Regions from separate parts of the Homo sapiens genome. Here region 1 is linked to region 2. A link is a loop called in an ENCODE intact Hi-C map of the cell type or tissue named here. Cell type or tissue: PC-3. All regions are shown on one strand. Links, peaks and the distances in the headings refer to the core of each region. The heading gives the core; the rest is flanking DNA.

Region 1 (10,847 bases), core at 4,157-8,156, 430 kb before region 2:
GTTTTTTCTATTTCTGTGAAGAATGTCACTGGTATTTTGATAGGGATTGCACTGAGTCTGTAGATTGCTTTGGGTAGTATGGATATTTTAACAATATTAATTGTTCCAATCCATGAACACGGAATATCTTTCCATTTTCTGGTATCCTTTTCAATTTCTGTCATCAGTGTTTTATAGTTTTCATTGTAGAGATGTTTCACATCTTTGGTTCAGTTAATCCCTATTTAATTGTATTTGTGACTCTTGTAAATGGGATTTACAAGAGTAAATTTCCAATTTCTTTTTCAGATTGTTTAGTGTTGGCATATAGAAAGTCTACTTATTTTTTGGCCTGGCACAGTGGCTCATGCCTGTAATGCCAGCACTCTGGAAGGCTGAGGTGGGTAGATCACTTGAGGTCAGGCATTCAAGACCAGCCTGGCCAACATGGTGAAACCCAGTCTCTAGTAAAAATACAAAAATTAGCTGGGCATGGTGGTGGGTGCCTGTAATCCCAGCTACTCAGGAGGCTGAGGCAGGAGAATCACTTGAACCTGGGAGGTGGAGGTTGCAGTGAGCCGAGACTGTGCCATTACACTCCAGTCTGGGCGATAAGAGCAAAACTCCGTCGAGACGAGGGGGAGGGGGAGGGGGAGGGGGAGGGAGAGGCAGAGTCTACTTATTATTTTTTTTTTTTTTGAGACAGAGTCTTGCTCTGTCACCCAGGCTGGACTGCAGTGGCGCGATCTGGGATCACTGCAAGCTCCGCCTCCCGGGTTCATGCCATTCTCCTGCCTCAGCCTCCCGAGTAGCTGGGACTACAGGCGCCTGCCACCACGCCTGGCTAATTTCTTTTTGTATTTTTAGTAGAGATGGGGTTTCACCGTGTTAGCTAGGATGGCTACGATCTCCTGACCTTGTGATCCGCCCACCTCGGCCTCTCAAAGTGCTGGGATTACAGGCATGAGCCACCACGCCCAGCGATCTACTTATTTTTGTATGTTGATTTTTTATCCTGCAATTTTACTGAATGTGTGGGTTCTAGTTTTTTGATGGAGTCTTTAGGTTTTTCCAAATATCATATTCATCTGCAAATAAGGATAATTTGACTTCTTCCTTTCCAATTTGGATGCTCTTTCTTTCTTGTCTAATTGCTCTAGCTGGGACTTCTACTACTATTTTGAAAAACAGCGGGCAACCTTGTTGTGTTCCAGATCTTAGAGAAATGGCTTTCAGTTTTTCCCCTTTCAGTATGATACTAGCTGTGAGTTTGTCATATATGGCTTTTATTATGTTGAGGTATGTTCCTTCTACACGCAATGTTTTGAGGGTTTTCTTTTTAATCATGCAGGGATTTTGAACTTTATCAAATGCTTCTTCAGTATCAATTGAAATGATCATATGGTTTTTGCCCTTCATTCTGTTGCTATGATGTATCACATTGATTGATTTGCTTATGTTGAATCTTCCTTGCATCCCTGGGATAAATCCTACTTCATCATGATGAATGATCTTTTTAATCTGTTGTTTAGTTTGCTAGATATTGTTGAGGATTTTTCCATCAATATTCATCAGAGATACTGGCCTGTAGTTTTTTTTTTTTTTTTTTTTTTTTGCCACCTAAGCCTCCCGAGTAGCTGGGCCTACAGGTGCACACCACCATGCCTGGCTAATTTTTGCATTTTTTGTAGAGACAGGGTTTCCCCATGATGGCCAGACTAGTCTCAAACTCCTGACTTCAAGTGATCCACCTGCCTCAGCCTCCCAAAGTGCTGGGATTACAGGTGTGAAGCCACCACACCTGGCCTAGTTTTCTTTTGATGTGTCTTTGGTTTTGCTATCAGGGTAATACTGGCCTCACAGAATGAGGTTGGAAGTATTCCCTTCTCCTCCATTCTTCAGAATAATTTGAGTAGAATTAGTATTAGTTCTTCTTTAAATGTTTGGTAGAATTCAGCAGTGAAGCCATTGGTTCTCAGGCTTTACTGGGAGACTTATTACAGCTCAGATCTCATTACTTGTACTGGTTTGTTCAGGTTTTGGATTTCATGTTCATGGGTCAATCTTGGGAGGTTTTATGGGTCTAGGAATTTATCCATTTCCTCTAGATTTTCCAATTTATTGGCATATAGTTGTTCACAGTAGCCACTAATAATCCTTTAAATTTCTGCAGTATCAGTTGTAATGTCTTTTATCATCTCTGATTTTATTTGAGTCTTCCTTTGTTAGTCTGACTAAAGGTTTTGTCAATTTTCTTTGTTTTCAAAAAACCAACTTTTGTTTCATTGATTTTTTGTATTGTTTTCTTCATTTCTAATTCATATATTCCTGTGTTTATCTTTATTATTTTTCTACAAATTTTGGGCTCAGTTTGCTCTTGCTCTTCTAGTTCTTTAACCTTTTCCTGTTTAGAAAAAAAAAAAAAGTGCAGCTCGCTGCCAGTGCTCATTCCATTTTACGTAAACATGCTCTTTGAGGCTGAGGCAAATCTGATTTTCAATGTGAAAATAAAATATAAAAACTGTTCTTGTAGTTATTTCTAAACAAAACTAACGTCAGAATCATTGGAATCATAAGAATCATCTATTTCAGAAAAATCAGATTCGTCAAATGAATCTTCAGCCAACACCTGTTTGAGAATGACCTTAACATCACCTGTAGGAATGCTACATTTTCTAGGATTTGACAATTTCAGCAACTGACAATTACTGCATTTTGTAAATGGAAATACCACTACTAAAAACAGACTGTTATAAATAGAATGATATATTTTGTTTCCAAAGTAAATATATTACAGCAATGTGAAAATAATAAAAATGAGCTATTTCATGGCAAAGTTATCTTAAGGTAAACACTGCAGCTGTAAGGACCCCTGGCAAGTATTCTCAGGGCAAATGGGAAAAGAGTGAAGATGCATCATTAGGTTATTTGAAGTTTTTCTTATTTTTTGATGTAGGCATGTATAGCTATAAATTCCTATCATACATACTACTGTTTTTGCTGTATCTCATAGGTTTTGAGATGTGTTTCAAGAAAATTTTCAATTTACTTCTTAGTTTCTTCATTCACCCACTGGTCATTCAGGGACATACTGTTTAATGTCTATGTGTTTGTATAGTTTCCAAGATTCCTATTGATTTCTACTTTTAATCCATTGTGGTCAGAGAAGATGCTTGTTATTATTTCAATGTTTTGAATGTTTTAAGACTTGTTTTGTGACATAACATATGCTCTATCCTTGATAATGATTCATGTGCTGAGGAGAATAATTTTCAGTATTCCTCAGCCTTTGGATGAAATGTTTGGTAAATATCTATTAGATTCATTTGTCCCACAGTGCAGATTAAATCTGATGTTTCTTTGTTGAGTTTCTGCCTGGAAGATCTGTCTGATGCTGAAAGTGGTGTGGTGAAGATGCCAGCTGTTATTGTATTGGGATCTCTCTCTTTAGCTCTAATAATATTTAGTTTACATATCTGCATGCTCCAGTATTAGCATAAGTATTTATAAGCCTATCGTGTTGCTGGATTGACCCCTTTATCATTATATAATGACCTTTTTGTCTCTTACAGTGTTTGCCTTGAAATCTATTTTGTCTAATATAATTATAGCTACTCCTGCTTTATTTGTTTCTAATAGCATGGAATATCTTTTTCTATCCCTTTGTTTTCAGTCTATATGCATCTTTATAGGCTAAATGTGTTTCTTGCAAGCAATAGATCATTGGGTCTTGTTTCTTCATCCATTCAGCCACTCTTTGTATTTTGATTGTAGAGTTTAGTCCATTTACCTTCAATGTTATTACTGATAAGTAGGGACTTACTCCTGCCATTTTGTTGTTTTCTGGTTGTTTTGTAGTCTTCTTTTCCCTCTTTCCTGCCTCCCTGTCTTTCTTTTAGTGAAGGTGGTTTTCTCTGGTGGTATGATTTAATTTCTTGTTTTTTATATTTTTTTAATCCATTGTATATTTTTAGATTTGAGGTTACTGAAAGGCTTACTGCAAGTTATAATTCATTATTTTAAACTGATGACAACACTGATTGCATAAACAAGCAAAAATAAAATAAAAACTCTACTGTTGATCTCTCCCAGCCACCCCCCACCGCCACCCTGCCCCACCATGGCCACCACCAATGGGACTGCATTGGATTAGACCTGAAGCCAGCACAGCACTGGGTCTTGCCCAAGGCCTGCTGTAACCACTACTTGACCACCACCTACCTCTCTCTCTCTCCCACTATGGCCACCACCACTGGGACTGCATTGGATCAGACCTGAAGCCAGCATAGCACTTGGTCTTGCCCACGGCCCACCATAACCACTACTTGACCACCACCTACATTCACTCAAGGCCCTAGAGTTCTACAATCAGCAGGTGGCAAAGCCAACTAAGTTTGTGTCTTTCCCTTCAGGGTGTCAGGTTTCCCCAGGCCCTGGGCAAGTACAGAGATGCTGTCTGGGAGCCAGGGATTAGAGTCAAAAACCATACAATTTTGCCTGATGTTCTATTCTACTGTGGCCAAATTGGCACTCAAATCACAATATGAAGTCCTTCCTGCTCTTCCTTCCCCTTTCCTCTGGCAGAGGGGCTTCTCTCTGTGGCCACCACTACCACTGGCACACAGGAGGTTCTGCTAGGCCACCACCGATGTTCACTTAAAGCCCAAAGGCTCCTCAGCCAGCTTGTGGTGAATGCTGCCAGGCCTGGGACTCACCCTGAAGGGCAGTGGGCACCCAGGGCAGGGTCCAGAAATGCTGTCCAAGAGACTAGGCTTGGATTCAGGGACCCCAAAAGCCTCAGGGACCCCAAAAGCTCTATTGTGGCTGAGCTGGTACCTAAGATGAAAAGACAAAGTCCCCTTTACTTTTCCCTCTGCTTTTCTCAAACAAGAGGAGTTTTTCATCATAGCCACCACAGTTGGGAATGTGCTAGGTCACACCTGAAGTCAGCATGTCTCAGAGCCCAAGGCCCACAGCATACTATCTGGGTATTGCTGCTAGTAATTCACAGCCCAAGGACTCTTTAGTCAGTAGGTGATGAATCCTGCCAGAACAAGGTCCTGCCCTTCAAGGCAGTGGCTTCCCTATTGACCCAAGGTGTGCCTAGAAGTGTTCATGAGCTAGGGGCTGGAATGGGGGCCTTGCGACTCTACCCAGTGCCCTAACCTACTGTGGCTAAGCTGGTATCCAAGATGCAAGGCAAAGTCCTCTTTACTCTTTGCTTTCCTTTCCTTAAGCAGAAGCAAGGAGTCACTTTCATTGCTGCCTGCCTGGGGTTGGGGGAGGAGTGGTGCAAGAACTCCCTTAGCTGCACTGGCTGGTGTCTCCCTAAGTCATGTGTCACCCTAGTCCTCCGGCTCTGAGCCCATCCAGCACTAGGAGATGCCTAGGAATTAACTGTAATCTTTGTGTCCTAGACTGCCTTTCAAGTTTACCTAGGACCCCAGAGCACTTTGGCCCACGGTGGCAAGGCTTGCCAAGAAACTCAAGTTCTGATAGCTGGAATGGACAATTCCACTCTGGCTAGGTCTGGTCCAAATGCTCCCTCCATGCATTTGCGCTGGCTTAGCCCAGCATGGCTTTACTCTCCACTATGACAAGGCAGCACTGAGTTCAATGTGAAGTGCCCCAGTTGCTGTGCTCTCCCTCCCCCAAGCACACAGACTCAGACCCCACAGTGCAGCCACTGCCAGGGGGTCAGGGAGGGGTGGCATCAGTGATTCAAAGCTATCTCTCTAACCCTCTTCAATGCCTCTTTCAGCAATATGAAGTTAAAACCAATACTGTGATTGCTCACCTGATTTTTGGTTCTTGTGATGGTGCTTTTCTGTGTGTAGATAGTTGTTAAAAGTTGGTGTTCCTGCAGTGGGAATCAATAGTGTAGGCTTCTATTCTGCCATCTTGCCCTGCCATCAATTTCTTGGAATAATTTAATCAATTCATAGTATTTACATTATTGAATATCCAAATGCTTTTTGTACCCAACCCTCAAGACACAAGGTCTTCCACAAATTGTAAGTTAGTGTTTAGAAATGTAACTGCAGGCTATCATGACAAAGAATTTTAAATCTAGAAGGAGCCTATTATCTTACGTCTGATCCCTAAGGTCATAACACCAAGGATGTGGATGCTTGTTTGCTGACATTTACTCACCATTCCACCATGCTGCTTCCTGGAAATGTGTTATAATATTCTATATGCCCACCAACAAGAATGACAGAGAAATCTTCCTAGACCTGCTGCTTATAAAAGTGGGGAAGAATAGTCCAAAGTGACTTGTACTTATGGGTATGAGGCAGAACGCTGACCCTTAAGAAAACGTGACTGCATATTGAGAATACAGAATAAACAGAAGGCAGCAAGTAAAGTACTCTTACATAAAATGCAGCAAGGATGTACAAGTTGCCCAAGGAAGGTTCAGCCTAGGAAGAGAATATGACTCATTATTTGTCAGTAATATACAAGCATCACTGAGGACACTTATGTTTGGAAATTCTTTACAGAAATTTTATTTGAGATCTCAAGTCCTTATAAAAAGTGCATTACATCAAGATTGCAAAAGACACTTTTTAAATGAGAGACTTCTATCTACTCATCCATTTTACCCTATGATTCATTTCCTACCCTAACAGAAATGATGAAACAGTTTTTCTTTCTTCCTTTTCTTCCTCCTGCTTTGAAAGGGCAACTGTCATGAGGGATATCTTAACAGAATGTGCCAATTAATCCTTGCCAGGAGAGCAGTAGCTTCCTACTGGCTAAATTTAGAGAGCCCTTGGCATTCCTTTTGGTGTGGCTCAAAGATTATTACAAGCTGAATCTAAAAGATTGCAACCTACTACTTGCAATCTGTCTCCCTGGGCTCCTCTTTTACTCACAAACTCCACTCTAAAACAACCTTAAATTTTAAGCACTCAATAATTGCTTTAGAAATGAAGGGATCTAAAGTTAATTACCTTACCCTTGCAACTATTTTCTGTATAAGAATCTCAAAGTTAATAAAAATTATACAGATGAAGAATGACCTAATACTAAGAAGGGGATGAATTCTGAGAGCAAATACATTTTACAACCCTTGTCTCAAAATAAGATCAATCCTACAAAATACAAAATGTTAAGAATACAATTTACACAGTAAAAATGATTTGATTTGTTTTCAGTATGAAAGTACTTTTAATTTCTTTACTGCAGGTACAATGGCATCCAAGTCATCAATTTCTGTAATACAAAAACAGTAATAATAAAAGAGAGTAACTTTTTCTAGTGGTAAACTCACATGAAACAAGAACCTATATGCAAAGGCAAACCCCAAACATAAAGGCAATAATACTGGTGCTTTTGTGCACATGAAGTTTTTCTCCGATAGTGATGATAGATTATCACTGATTCGGATACAGATGCTTCACAGGGGCTCTGTTTATATAAGTTACCACATACCCACAAGTACCCTCTGATTCTAGTATTAACTTCATTAGCAGCATGTCCTTATTAACAGATCCAACTGCCCACATGTGTGATATGTTAGTGTCTCATTAGATCTGTATCACTACACGGGTGCATCTACATGATGAAATCCCAGGTAGAGGCGTCTCCTCCCTAGGTCTCCACGTGAGGACTTAGGAATTTCTTCTCATAGAACAGTCTTGTCCTCTTTAATTTTCTTGGGAAGATTTCTTAGTAGTGGATCACTCTAAGATGAAAGGTATCTGCCAGCTGGGTGCAGTGGCTCATGCCTATAATCCCAGCACTTTGGGAGGCCGAGACGGGAAGATCATCTGAGGTCAGGAGTTTAAGACCAGCCTGGCCAACACGGTGAAAACCCACCTCTACTAAAAATACAAAAATTAGCTGGGTGTGGTAGTGGGCACCTGTAATCCCAGCTACTTGGGAAGTTGAGGCAGGAGAATTGCTTGAACCCCAGAGGCAGAGGTTGCAGTGAGCTGAGATTGCGTCACTGCACTCTGGCCTGGGTGACAGAGAGCAAGACTATGTCTCAAAAAAAACAATTATCTGCCTAATCAAAAAGATAGCCTCATCGAGTGTACAAACCTCAAGTACAATATATTATAGAGCTTAGCCTGGTCCAGCTTACCAGATAAACCAATCCAGGCTCTTTTTTGACAGGCTCTTTCTGAATTTGATTTTTCTTCCTAAGACTATCTTATTCCAACCAGCCTAAGTTAGAATTCACTCTCTGAAGCTCCTGGCCACCAAAGGAGCAAAATCCTTTTTCTCATTATCCAGATCCCAGCCCTACTTAAGGTAAGCCACAATGGCAGGTTCTCTAGATACCCACACTTTTTTCTAGCTTATTCTGTTAAGCCATCATTAATAAACGCGTTCCCTTACATAAAGCATGCTTTCTTGGATTCCAACTCTCTCCATTGTGTAGCTGGATCTTGGTTGCTCTTCACTTAGCCTACACACATAGCCCATGCTCTCCTACTATTCATTTAGTTCTTTTAAGCTCCCGACTTCAGTCAGAATACTTGTCTGAACCCACTAACAAAGCATCAAGATATGGGAACAGAAACAATATAAGCAAACCTACAACAGAGAATTTGTTTACAATTCCCTTACATTGTGGTAAGGTACAAGATCAAGGTATTCCCTGACTCCGCCCCCTGCCCATTCTGAAATTACACCTGTTTTCTCATTAAGTGAGAAACCTGCCTTACAAATGAACCTCACAGCAAAGGACCTTGGCCGATATGGGAATTTCCTCAGTCAATCACACCATTTACATGAGAAAAAGAATGGATTGTTTTTTTACTCACTAAAGGTACTCTCCATGTCTGTTACTCAGTATGCCACCCTGCACCTACATGCTTAGTGACACCTATTAATTAAAAAAACTGTCATGTTTGCCAGATTTAACTTTCCCAATGTTAATGTTTAACACCAGAACTTCAACTTTGACCAAATTACAGAATTCATCTCCAGAGAAACCTGGCTTTCTGAAGCAAATGATCTTTATGAACCATGCTGAGTGTCATAATATCTGAAAGGAAGTTTCTATAGAAGCATTCTGAAATAAGTGTTACCAGCACACCCTATTAAAATATGTTTATTAATGTGCCAAATATTTATGAATGATGAGAACATCACTGCTTAAGTTAATAGCAATCCCAAAGCAAGAATCATATTATTCTATGAAACCAGGCTCTTCAGGATATCAGACAACACACTTATACAGTTTCATACCTCATCTCAAGTTTAACTTTCAAATTACATTTTCACTTGCTGTGATCTTTTTAAACATGAGGACAAGCCTAAAGCAAGCTCACTCATTGTCTCCCTTGCTTCCCCACTGCACATAAGACTGGTCACAAAACTTCCTTTATGTTCAGTAGGCTATATATTCTAATTAGATACTTCTTTCACTTATTCTTCTTATCAAGTTTTCATTGACTCATTCCCTTATTTTCATACCAAGCTTCATCTCCTCTTCTAAAAGCAAAGAGCCATTCTTTAAAAAAAAAAAAAAATCTTTCAAATGAGCTATACAGAAAAAATTCACTGGTGAATACATCACTTTAAAACTTTAAAAATCATTCTTAATAGTAAGATAAATAATTTTATAGCCATATGTAATTATATTTAAACTAGATAAGGTCTCTATTTTGCCTTATGAGTCCTAAGCAAATTTTTTCCTTTTAGGAGACACTACTACTAATGAAGCCCTCAATCTGACCCTCAGTATAAGTGTAATATTTCATCTTTTCCTTTCCACAGATATTTATGACTTTATGTTACTTCATATAACCAGAGAGGAAATATTATTTGTATATTTAAAAAATTTTGTAGATAGGTGGTATCTTAAGAAAAAAAAAGGAGGGAGGAAGGACCTTCTAAGATCATAAATCCTAAGAATATTTCTCATTAGACAATGACAGAGCCAGGGTTAAACTAGGCATGGACAGAATGATGCCATCTCTCATGATAAGGTCCTCCAACAAAGGTAGTTCCTATTGCTGTTAAGGGTCTGTGTTTCTGTTCTATGGACTAATCCAAACAAACTCTAACTGCTTGTAAGGAATGTGTTTCCAGAACTGTTAGTGGTTTCCAACCACTAGGTAAAAATACTAATCCAGTGACCAAGGAACACCCTTTTCTTAAATGCACTGACATTTTAAGACTCAAAATTTCACCATCACCACCAGAGATCTTACCTAAGATTTCAAGTAGATCATTAGTAAATGCCTGAAATGCTGGGAAAAATTCCTCGTGTTCTTCCAATTTGTAGATAATGCTGTTTAAAAAATGCACAATTTAAACCTGATTTCTAACTTTGGGTTCTTGCATCTGATTGCAAACAGAACATTTTCAAAATAGAAACTATATTGCTAATTTAAATATAAACTTAATGATCATTTACTACAGTCTTTTCTTTCTGAGCTTTTTGTTAATCCAATATCACTTTTCTTAAAAAAGCATTTCAATATCAATGTAAAATTTGTTAAATTCATATATAACATTCTTTTTTTTTTTTTTTTTGAGACAGAGTCTTGCTCTGTCACCCAGACTGGAGTGCAGTGGCGCTGTCTCGGCTCACTGCAAGCTCCGCCTCCCGGGTTCACGCCATTCTCCTGCCTCAGCCTCTCGAGTAGCCTCCTGTAGTGCCTGCCACTACGCCCGACTAATTTTTTGTATTTTTAGTAGAGACGGGGTTTCACCGTGTTAGCCAGGATGGTCTCAATCTCCTGACCTCGTGATCCGCCCACCTCGGCCTCCCAAAGTGCTGGGATTACAGGCGTGAGCTACCACGCCCAGCCAATATACAACATTCTTAACATGGCAAATTTCCCATTAAGCTCAAGGCTTCTTAGATCATGCTTTTACAGCATTTTCTAAAAATAATTGGCTTT
Region 2 (10,847 bases), core at 2,927-6,926:
TTCCTGACTTCAAGAGATCTGCCTGCCTCAGCCTCCCAAAATGCTGGGATTACAGGCGGGAGCTACTGAGCCCAGCCCTGCTGTCTTTATTTTCTACCTTACATAGTACAAAATCATATTTGTTCATTTTTTGTTACTTAAGAAATTTTTTTATTAGAACATTTCATTTCATAAAATAGAATGTATATCCTATTTGTTCCTAATAAACACCTGAAAATGCCCACTTCAACAATTCTGCTGATATTATGCTCCAACATATAGATGTCTTCTTTCAAAGAGCTGACAATCCCATCCTGGCTAACACAGTCAAACCCCGTCTCTACTAAGAATACAGAAAATTAGCTGGGTGTGGTGGCACGCGCCTGTAGTCCCAGCTACTTGGGAGGCTGAGACAGGAGAACGGCGTGAACCCGGGAGGCGGAGCTTGCAGTGAGCCGAGATTGAGCCAGTGCACACCGGCATGGGCGACAGAGTGAGACTCCGTCTCAAAAAAAAAAAAAAAAAAATGAAAAGAGCTGATAATCTATGTCATGTGGTTTATTCAGGCAGCTCAGGGGTACACAGAGTGAGGACAGGTCTATGCTCATAAACCAGGATCACAGAGGTTCCTGCTCTTGTGAGGCCCCAGGCCATTGTCTACTGTGGTGCTTCCCAGGTTTTTGGAGTTCATGAGCCCATGGAGTATTGGGCAAACCACACAGACTTGTCAATTGTTGATTTGGCACATCAGGACATTATTAGCAAAGCCAAATTCTATTATCAATTCAGAAAAGAAGGGATATTTTAATACCAAGAGCTTCTAAATGTAAGCTTCTCTCATTTCACCAAGGACTGGTAGAATAGGTAAGGATCTGCTGGTAGACCTGGCTGGTTCCCTTCACAGTTGGGTTGCTGCCTCGAGTACTCAAGGCCTCGACAACAAAGGGAGGGATATTCATTGTGGTTGTGAGTCTCTCAAAATACAGGCTTCACAGTGTCAAACCCAGTGTTTCACCTGCCCAGCCTGTTGCTGGTCGCCATCTCTGGGCTCTGGCACCTTTGGGACAAGTTTCTGTCGTTGCACTTCCCACGTTGTTTCATGGGCTTTACTGCCCCCCTCAGTGGCTTGCTGGCTAAAGACAGGAACCACATTAGATCTGACTGCTGGCTGCCCAACACTCAGCAAGTGCTCACCAAATGCCTGTTGCCCACATGAATTAAACTCAGTTTCACTCTTTTGTATCTCCAAATAATGAAAGAAATACTCACTGTACACTGCTTGAAAAATGAGAGGGGAAATGGCCAATTTCATGCTGAGAAAGGAAATATATTTGCTAGTTTTTCCCACAGGCTATTTTATAGCTACTTGATTTCATTTAGGTTGTGGTTATTTTCTGCTGGGCAATCTTTACTCCAAAGAGATGAGGGACCCATGCTTTGCATTGTCCCACCTTCTATAACCATGGTTCTCAGCCTTGCTGCACATTAGAAGCACCTGGGAGAGCTTAAAATACTGATGCTCAGGGGCCCACCTCTGACCAGCTCAATCAGACTCTCTGGGGGTAGGGTCTGAACATTGGTTTTTGTTTGTTGGTTTGCTTCATCTCTGAGAAAAACTCAGTGATGAGTTTTTCTCAGTGATTGTAATGTGCGTCAGTGGCTGAGAACCTGTGGCCTAGACACACTTTTTGGGCTCTTGCAACCGAGTGAGAGCCAGTGGTGAGATGGGGGAAGTCATGGACAAGGAAGGAGGGGAGACTGGAATTCCAGATATAGTCCGCAACTTCCCGTGGACTTGGACTTAAGCCCTTGGTTTTATCTTCTGTAAGATGGGGATAATGACGGCTGTCTCAAAATGCTGTTGAGATGATCTGAATGCCTGGCACAGAGGAATGCTTGTGATGGTTTCATGTGTCAATTAGGATAAGCTATGGTATCCAGATTTTTGGTCAAACAAGTAGCCTAAATGTTACTGTGAAGGTTTTTTTTTTTTTTTTTTTTTTTTTTTTTGGAGATGGAGTTTTGCTCTTGTTGCCCAGGCTGGAGTGCAATGGCGCGATCTCAGCTCACTGCAACCTCCGCCTCCCAGGTTCAAGTGATTCTCCTGCCTCAGGCTCCCCAGTAGCTGGGATTACAGGCTCCCGCCACCATGCCCTGTTAATTTTCTTTTTTTTTTTTTTTGAGACGGAGTCTCGCTCAGGCTGGAGTGCAGTGGCACGATCTAGGCTCACTACAACCTCCGCCTCCCGGGTTTTCTTACGCCATTCTCCTGCCTCAGCCTCCCGAGTAGCTGGGACTATAGGCGCTCGCCACCACGCCTGGCTAATTTTTTGTATTTTCAGTAGAGGCGGGGTTTCACTGTGTTAGCCAGGATGGTCTCGATCTCCTGACCTTGTGATCCGCCCGCCTGCGCCTCCCAAAGTGCCGGGATTACAGGCATGAGCCACCGCGCCCGACCTTAATTTTTGTATTTTTAGTGGAGACGGGGTTTTGTCATGTTGGCCAGGCTGGTCTTGAACTCCTGACCTCAGGTGATCCACCCGCCTCAGCCTCCCAAAGTGCTGGGATTACAGGCGTGAGCTACTGTACCTGGCTGGTATTTTTTTAAAGCTATGATTAACACTTAAATCAGTAGATTTTATTTTTTATTTTAATTTTTTAATTTTATTTTTTATTTTTATTTTTCGGGACAGAATCTCACTCTGTTGCCCAGGCTGGAGTGCAGTGGAGCAATCTCGGCTCACCCACCAGCTTCCGGGTTCAAGCAATTCTCCTGCCTCACCCTCCCGAGTAGCTGGGATCACAGGCACGCACCACCACACCCAGCTAATTTTTTTTTTTTTTTTTTTTTTTTTTGTATTTTCAGGAGAGATGGAGTTTCGCCATGTTGCCCAGGCTGGTCTTGAAATCCTGACCTCAATTGATGCCCCTCCTCAGCTTCCCAAAGTGCTGGGATTACAGGGGTGAGCCACTGTGCCTGGCCTTAAATCAGTAGACTTTGAGTAAAGCAGATTACCCTCCTTAATAGAAAAGACTGATGTCCCTGAAGAGGTAGGAGTTTTGCTTCCAGACTGCCTTTGGACTCAGGATTGCAGTGTGGGCCCTTGCCGGAGTTTCCTGTTTGTTCGCATGCCTTATAGGTTTTGGATTTTGGCCATCTTGTCGGAAGGAAAAAAATAAGATTTTGGATTTACCAGTCCCTGCAATCGCAGGAGTTAATTCCTTAAAATAAGCCCTTCTCCAACTCCTATTGTTTCTGTTTCTTTGGAGAATGCTGATGAATACAATGCTCAATAAATGATTGCTACTGTTGTTACCATCTAACTCAGTAGTGGCTAGGGCTGGTTTGGGGCAATAAGTAAGACTGAAGCTTTATGGGTCAGGGCAATAGGCATTATCCCAAGGAAATGACAGTGATGAGCTCTCACTATTGAATTCCAGAGTGTGAAGTCCAGATGTGAAGATAAACGCAGGGTGCAGAAATCTTTTCCTTTTCCTCATCTGGAATGTGGAGATTTTCATCAGGAGAGAGGGCCTGCAGCACAGGGTACAGAGCTCCAGACTTGTGGTCAGGAGGCCTGGCTTTGGCTCCTGGCTGAGTCACCAGTTCACTATGCCACCTTGGGCAAGGCCCCAGCCTATTTTATTTTATTTTATTTTGTTTTTTGGCTCCCTGAGGGGGTTGAGCTGGATGATGCGTGAAGTGCTTTCCATCTCGCTGGGGTTTGGTTTCTGCTTCTTAAGTGGTTCCAAGTTGGGCCGCTTGTATTTATGCTCAGGAGAGAGGTCACATGGCTGAATTGTGGCTGTCCTATCCAGGGCTTGAGAAAATGCCACAGACCTTACCCCATGTACTCTGAGATAGAGAGTCCAGGACATGGAGAAGCTGGGCTCCTGCATGTCTCTGCTACTGGGATTCCCTTCCCAAGTCCCCTCAGACACACCAGGCCCTTTCCTGACAGCTTGCCCTGGAGAGGGCAGAGACCACATATAGAGCAGTGGTCCCCAACCTTTTTGACACCAGGGACCAGTTTCACGGAAGACAATTTTTCATGGGGGTGGGGGGTGGTTTTGGGATGATTCAAGTGCATTACATTTATTGTGCACTTTATTCCTATTATTATTACATTGCAATATATAATGAAATAATTATACGACTCACCGTGATGTAGAATCAGTGGGAGCCCTGAGGTTGTTTTGCTGTAACTAGACGGTCCCATCTAGTGGTGATGGGATACAGTGACAGATCATCAGGCATTGATTCTCATAAGGAGTGGGCAACTTAGATCCCTCACATGCACAGTTCACAATAGGGTTCGCACTCCTATGAGAATCTAATGCTGCCACTGATCTGACAGGAGGTTGAGCTCAGGTGGTAATTCGGAGCAGCTGTAAATACAGATGAAACTTCACTGGCTAACCTGCCACACTTACCTCCTGCTGTGCGGCCCGGTTCCTAACAGGCCATGGACTCGTACCAGTTGGTGGCCCGGGGATTGGGGACCCCTGATATAGAAAATTTATTATTTACCCCTGATATAGAGAATTTACTATTGCTTTACAAACTCAAGTGTGAAACAAACAGCATTAGTTGTGGTCCCCTTTTTCATTTATTTATTTTTTAGAGACAGGCTCTTGCTCTGTTGCCCAGGCTGGAGTAGGGTGGCACAATCGTAGCTCACTGTAGCCTCGACCTCCTGGGCTCAAGTAATCCTTCTGCCTCAGCCTCCCAAATAGCTGGGACTACAGATGTGTGCCACCAAGCCCAGCTACGTGGCCTTCTTTAAATGATCCAATTTCTGACTCTAAGCCCCCATCCTGCCTATTGTCAGGGGTCTTGGGACGTCAGTCTTCGGATATTATTACCACGTTATTTGCTCCCAGGGCTGCATGTCCTTGGGGCCTGGCGTCTCTTCAATTTCATGCCATGCTGGTGTGCCTGGGTCACAGGTACAGCCTATGATCATCTCCTCTGAGCACCTGCCATCTTCCCAGGGCATCTTCAGGAAAAATTATTGAAACTAGGAACTATTGAGCTTCTCTTGTCTGTGGGTGCTAGGGGCCCCCAGCCCTAACCCAGGCATCAGCAGCTTCAGTTTCCATCTACAGAATGCAAGATCTCAGCTCACTGCAAAACTGCCCTTCCTCTGGGTGCTTCCAGGAGTCCACAGGGGATGTTTCTTGAGTAACAAGCTTTTCTCTCACCTACTTCCACTTTGGACCACACTGCCCCCTTGTGGAGGGTGGTGACTCTGCCATTGCTTTATACGCCTGTGATGGCTGTGAGTTACGTTCTTGCCCAGGGTGCATCTGACAGCCACTCAAAGCTGCAGTCCTCGAGGATCCAGAGGGTCCACACAGTTGTGTGGTCCCTCGCAGCCAGGCTGTCACCCCAGCACTCCTCCCCTGATCTGAGTTGCACCTTGTGACCTGGGCATGGAGGCAGTGCTGCCTGTGGTCCTGGGACTCTTGGGATCCTTCTTGAGGAGGACTCTTCTGCCTCAGCCTGTGGCTTTTTTCTCCGTAACACAGGCCCAGTGTATTAGGAGTCTTCCAATTGCAGATGACGGAAACTCAGCTTAAGTTGTTTACAATTCCAATAAATAAATAAATAAATAAAAAGAAAGAAAGAAAGTGTATTGGTTTGTCACTGAAAACTCATGGCAAGTCTTCAGGTATAACTGGATCCAGGAGCTTGAACAGCGTGGTCAGAGCGCAGTCTTACTCCTGTCTGTTCTGCTTTCCTTTGTGCTGGCTTTACTCCCATGCAGGCTTTCTCCACTTGGGTGCTCTCTAAAGTTTTGGGCTTATTTCTTCCCCACAGCTATCAATCTTAGTGGAAAGAAGCTTCTCTTTGCCTTCAGTCCCTACAAAAGTTCTGCAATTGGGTCTCTTTGGCTCAATTCACTTGCTTGCCATTGAAACAACCCCTGTGAAAGACAGGGTGAAATATACAAATACACTTCCTCTCTGGCTGGGTGCGGTGGCTCACGCCTGTGATCCTAGCACTTTGGGAGGCCGAGGCGGGTGGATCACCTGAGGTCAGGAGTTTGAGACCACTCTAGCCAACATGGTGAAACCCCGTCTGTACTAAAAATACAAAAATTAGCTGGGTGTGGTGGCACACGCCTGTAGTCCCAGCTACTCCAGAGGCTGAGGCAGGAGAATCACTTGAACCCGGGAGGTGTTCAGCAGTAAGGTTTTCTGACAAGTGACCCTGTCCTCTTTCTTGGACCAAGGCTGGCCTGTGACCCCAGGGCCACCATTCCAGGTACTGGGTAGGCCAGCAACCTCTGAGGTGACTTGTCTTGACAGGATGAGTAGCCTCAAGTAGTTTGTCCCTTGGAGATTGGAATTAAGAATTTCCAAGAGAGGTTTTCAATTTGTAGAAGGAGTAGGGGCTGGAGGGTCCTCAGTGGCCATATGTATAACAAATCCAGGAGGGAGTGGTCAATTCAGCAGAGAACAGGGGGACATGCAAAAGAAGCAGGGAGGTCTTGGGAAAGATCATGCAGTCCAGGAGAGAGAGACAGGGCTGCTGAGAGACAGAGAGACCTCTGATCCCATTGGCAGTCCAGTCTCAAGACCATACATTGAGTTCCTTTTTCTTTATCCTGCAAAACTTTGTAGTTTAAAACACAAACACCCAGTTAAATCTAGCTGATTTATTTACAACTATAGACTGACTTAAAGATAAGCAATAGGCTGGGTGCGGCGGCTCACGCCTGTAATCCCAGCACTTTGGGAGGCTGAGGCGGGCAGATCACCTGAGGTCAGGAGTTCGAGACCAGCTGGCCAACATGGTGAAACCCCATCTCTAGTAAAAATACAAAAATTAGCCAGGTATGGTGGTGGGCACCTGTAATCCCAGCTACTCAGGAGGCTGAGGCAGAAGAATCACTTGAACCCAGGACGCAGAGGTTGCAGTGGGCCAAGGTAGCGCTCTTGCACTCCAGCCTGGGTGGCAGAGCGAGACTCCATTGCAAAAATAAATAAATAAATAAAGATGAGTAATAATATTCCAAGTGAGAGAAGGAAATATTCAGACTGCTTAACTTGTAGCTCACATATATTCATTATTTCTGTACCTTTTTTTTTTTTTTAATTTTGACAGGGTCTCTATCTCTCAGGCTGGAGTGCAGTGGTGGTGAGGTCTCAGCTCACTTCAACTTTCGCCTCCCAGGTTCAGGTGATCTTCCCACCTCAGCCTTCCAAATAGTTGGGACCACAGGCATGCACCACCACAGCGGTTAATTTTTTTGTAGAGATGTGGTTTTGCCACGTTGCCCAGGCTGGTCTCTAACTCCTGGACTCAAGTGATCCTCCCACTTTGTCCTCCCAAGGTGATGGGATTACAGGCATGAGCCACTGTGCCCAGCTGGTACTTTTTTTTATTTTAAGATTATAGTATTATCTGTCTCCCTATCAGCCATTTCATCCTCTCTTCCTTGTCAGGGAACTCTGATTTTGTTCAAGGATATAAGTAACTCAAATATTACATAGGGCCATGTGCAGTGGCTCACATCTGTAGTCCTAGCACTTTGGGGGGCCAAGGCAGGAGGATCGCTTGAGCTCAGAAGTTCGAGGCTGCAGCGAGCTATGATTGTGCCACTGCCTTCCAGCCTGGGCAACAGAGTGAGACCCTGTCTCAAAAAAGAAAAAAAATTACATAAGCAGAGTATGCGACAACAACAACAAAATCATAGAGACCTTGGCCTCTACTCTTAGGCAGATCCCAGTTATCTGAGTCAGCCATGGTGGTCTCATTCTTTTGCCAACAGTTGGTTTAGGAACCAGCATGTAACAGACTCAGTCCTGGCCCATGAGATGAATAGGGAACTCTACTGAGGGATTCAGGGAGAGTGGATCAGACTTCTAAGAAAGAGTCTGGAAGAAATGGCTCCTTTTCCCATCAGAATTTTTCTTTCTTTCTTTCTTTCTTTTTTTAAATTTTAAATGTGGGCCAGGTGCAGTGGCTCACACCTGTAATCCCAGCACTTTGGGAGGCTGAAGGCAGGTGGATCACTTGAAGTCAGGAGTTCGAGAGCAGCCCGGACAACATGGTGAAACCCCATTCCTGCTAAATGCACGCGCACACACACACACACACACACACACAAACACACGAAAAATTAGCTGGGCATGGTGGCATATGCCTGTAATCCCAAAATCCCAACTACTTGGGAGGCTGAGACATGAGAACGGCTTGAAATCAGGAGGCAGAGCTTGCAATGAGCCAATATTTGGCCAATGCACTCCAGCCTGGGTCTTACTCTAGGGAGACTCTGTCTCAAAAAAAAAAAAGAAAAATAAATTCTGAATGTGATGTCTGTTACAGTCCACAGAGGTAAAAGATACAAGTAGCAGGGCTTGTGCCCAAGTTTTAGAGTGACTGTACCTATAGCCTACAGCCAGTAATCTCTGTCTTCTTTATTGTGAGATAATAAAGCCCTCATTATTTACATTCCTTTTAAAATAAAATCCCACAGTATTGTATTGTAATTGATGCAGATATAGCAGGTTATTAAACCACAGCTAGATTAATATTGTCATGAATCACAGGAAATTTTAGAGGTCATCTGTCTAATACAGTTCTACTTTACATCCCTACAGTGGCAAGATCCCAGTTAGAATGTGGAGTTGGCCTCTGTCCCTGTGCTATTTACTGGCTGGGGGCCCTGCACAAGTTATTTAATCTTGCTCAGTCTCACTTTCCTTACATATTAAAAGGAAATATAGTTTGTGGGAACTAAGTGAGATAATGTATCATGGCTGGCATAGAATAGGCACCAAATAAAAGCTAGCTATCATGGTTATTTCCAGATGAAAAAGGCATGGTTTTTGCCTTCAATAATATTACAATTAAGGAGTATGGAAAAGACAAACAGCCATGAAACGCAAAGTAAGACCTGATGAAAACAACTGAGTCAAATCATGGGGGTAAAGAGAACATGTGCTGTAAGAGTTCAGAGGTGAGAAAAGCTTTATTTATTTATTTATTTTTAGAGACAGAGTCTTGCTCTGTCACCCAGGCTGGAGTACAGTGGCACGATTATAGCTCACTGCAGCCTTGACCTCCTGGGCTCAAGGAATCCTCTTGAATAGCTAGGACTACAGGCATGTGCCACCATGCCCGACTAATTAATTTTTTTTTTTCTGTAGAGACAGGTCTTGCTATGTTGCCCCGGCTACTTGTGAATTCCTGGCCTCAAGCAATCCTTCCACCTTGGCCTCCCAAAGCTCTAGGATTATAGGTATGAGCCACTGTGCCCAGCCCAGAGGTGAGAAAAGCTTAATGAGCAAAAGGGCATTTGGGATTATGGCTGATTTTTATGATCTGAATTTTTCAAATTCCCTGCAAAAAATATCTATTGCCTATTTAATCACATAAAAGTTATTAAAATAATGTGCATTCCTCAATAAATAAAGGAAAGAAACAAATCTCCAAATGCCCATTGCAATGTTTCCCTTTGATAGTAGTGAACAACCTGGAAACATCCTAAATGTAGGAATTAAATAAATTGGGCCACATCCATGTGGCTGAATATGTTATACATATACATATGTATGACATATAATATGTCATACAGTTGTTAAACAGCTGGGAATTGTGTACCAATATGGAAAAATGAAAAGAATTGCTTTGTTAGTGGTTAGACGTTGGATGGTTATTGGCTTTCCATCTGAATTTCGAGTTTCCATGATTACTACAATATTGTTTGTGCAATAAAACATTTAATAAAATCAAAGAAAATAAGTGTGAAATTTGACCCGAACAATGGGGCCTTTTGTGTAACATTCTTTGCTCTGGTGGTTGCAGGGGTCTGCCTATTTCTCCACACCCTGGCAGGTCCACAGCACAGATCCTTTGTCACCCTTAAGAAGGTGTGTGTGGAAGGCATGCGGCCTTGGTTGGCCAGGGCTGAGGACACCATCCCCTTCCCCAGTGGGTGGTGGGGGCTGCTTTCAGTGCCTCCTTGTCTGGAAGGGATATTAAGGCAGGAGGCCTGGCTATGGCTTTTTGTTTTTGATATTCTCTTCATTAGATGTTCTATACTGTTTGTAAAATGGATGCTAAACCAGGAGAAAAACAGGTCTACCGTGTTTCCTTGATCATCTGTGAGGGGCTCCGGCACAGGTGCTAGGTAGACAGGTAAAACGCAGCCATTTTCCTCTCACCCTTTCAGGGAAACCCTGCCATGCTTTCCTCCTTAGGAGTTACTTTTGGCAGGCCCGGGTCCCAAAGTCTAAGGGCCTGTGTATTTACTTCCCCTGAAGAGACAAGGGCCTGTAGCCCTCTTTTGGGGTCAGCGTCTGACACTAAACAGAGTCACTCATGGCTGTGACTTCCAGGCAGTGGACACGAGCTCTTCGGACTGCCAAGGCTGGCTCCAGCCACCCAGTTCCGCTTTTCTCTGGGGCCATCTGTAACAGTGCGGGGGGACGTGGGGTGGTCCCTGGGTGTCGCGGCGCAGAGCCCGGTCAGATGCGTGCCATTAGTGGAGACAAGCTCTGCATGGAGCTGGTGGCCTAATGGGGACCACGCTCGCCCTAATGCGAAGCAGCCGCCGCACCGCGGCCGAGCCTCTTCCTACTGGGCATGAGAGCTGACGAGATAGAACGGAAGAGCCACGAAAGGCCCTTTGATTCCAATACGAAACAAATTATTACTCCCGGAATGGAACAAAATAAGCCAGAGAGGAATCTCAAGGCCACCCACCATTCCTCCCTGCGAGGCTGCCGCCGACGGCCCCGGGCCTGCCTATCCTGCGATCTTTGGCGGGGACACGGAGACACGGCACTGAGGGGCTCCGGGCGACTGGGGCGGGGAAGTCGGAGTTCCTGGCCAACGGCCCGCGGGGGCCTGG

What was found. Hi-C counts contacts between places; a loop is a spot of excess contacts. Peaks named below come from ENCODE experiments on the same cell type or tissue, not always from the same donor. Only the 100,000 strongest peaks of a DNase experiment are listed, where the experiment ranks them.
Region 1: it touches region 2 in a loop (10-fold over the local background); 4 of 110 quality-filtered maps call a loop at or near these places.

What each region holds. Positions count from the first base shown.
Region 1 is chr3:138,487,880-138,498,726 of GRCh38, forward strand. CEP70 (centrosomal protein 70) reads right to left here. Exons shown (of 18, transcript NM_024491.4): 17 at 10,152-10,231; 18 at 6,465-7,197. The coding sequence ends at 7,136. Among named protein-coding and RNA genes, the nearest start is that of ESYT3, 59 kb to the left of the region's middle. In PC-3, for the core only: no CTCF peak of the experiment used is centred there; DNase peaks (open chromatin) are centred at 6,522 and 6,642; H3K27ac peaks cover 2,397 bases.
Region 2 is chr3:138,918,415-138,929,261 of GRCh38, forward strand. No RefSeq gene overlaps it. Among named protein-coding and RNA genes, the nearest start is that of LINC01391, 20 kb to the right of the region's middle. RefSeq lists an enhancer at 5,091-5,140. In PC-3, for the core only: CTCF peaks have their summits at 4,223 (motif pointing left) and 5,222 (motif pointing left); DNase peaks (open chromatin) are centred at 3,587 and 5,217; H3K4me3 peaks cover 1,025 bases; H3K27ac peaks cover 1,156 bases.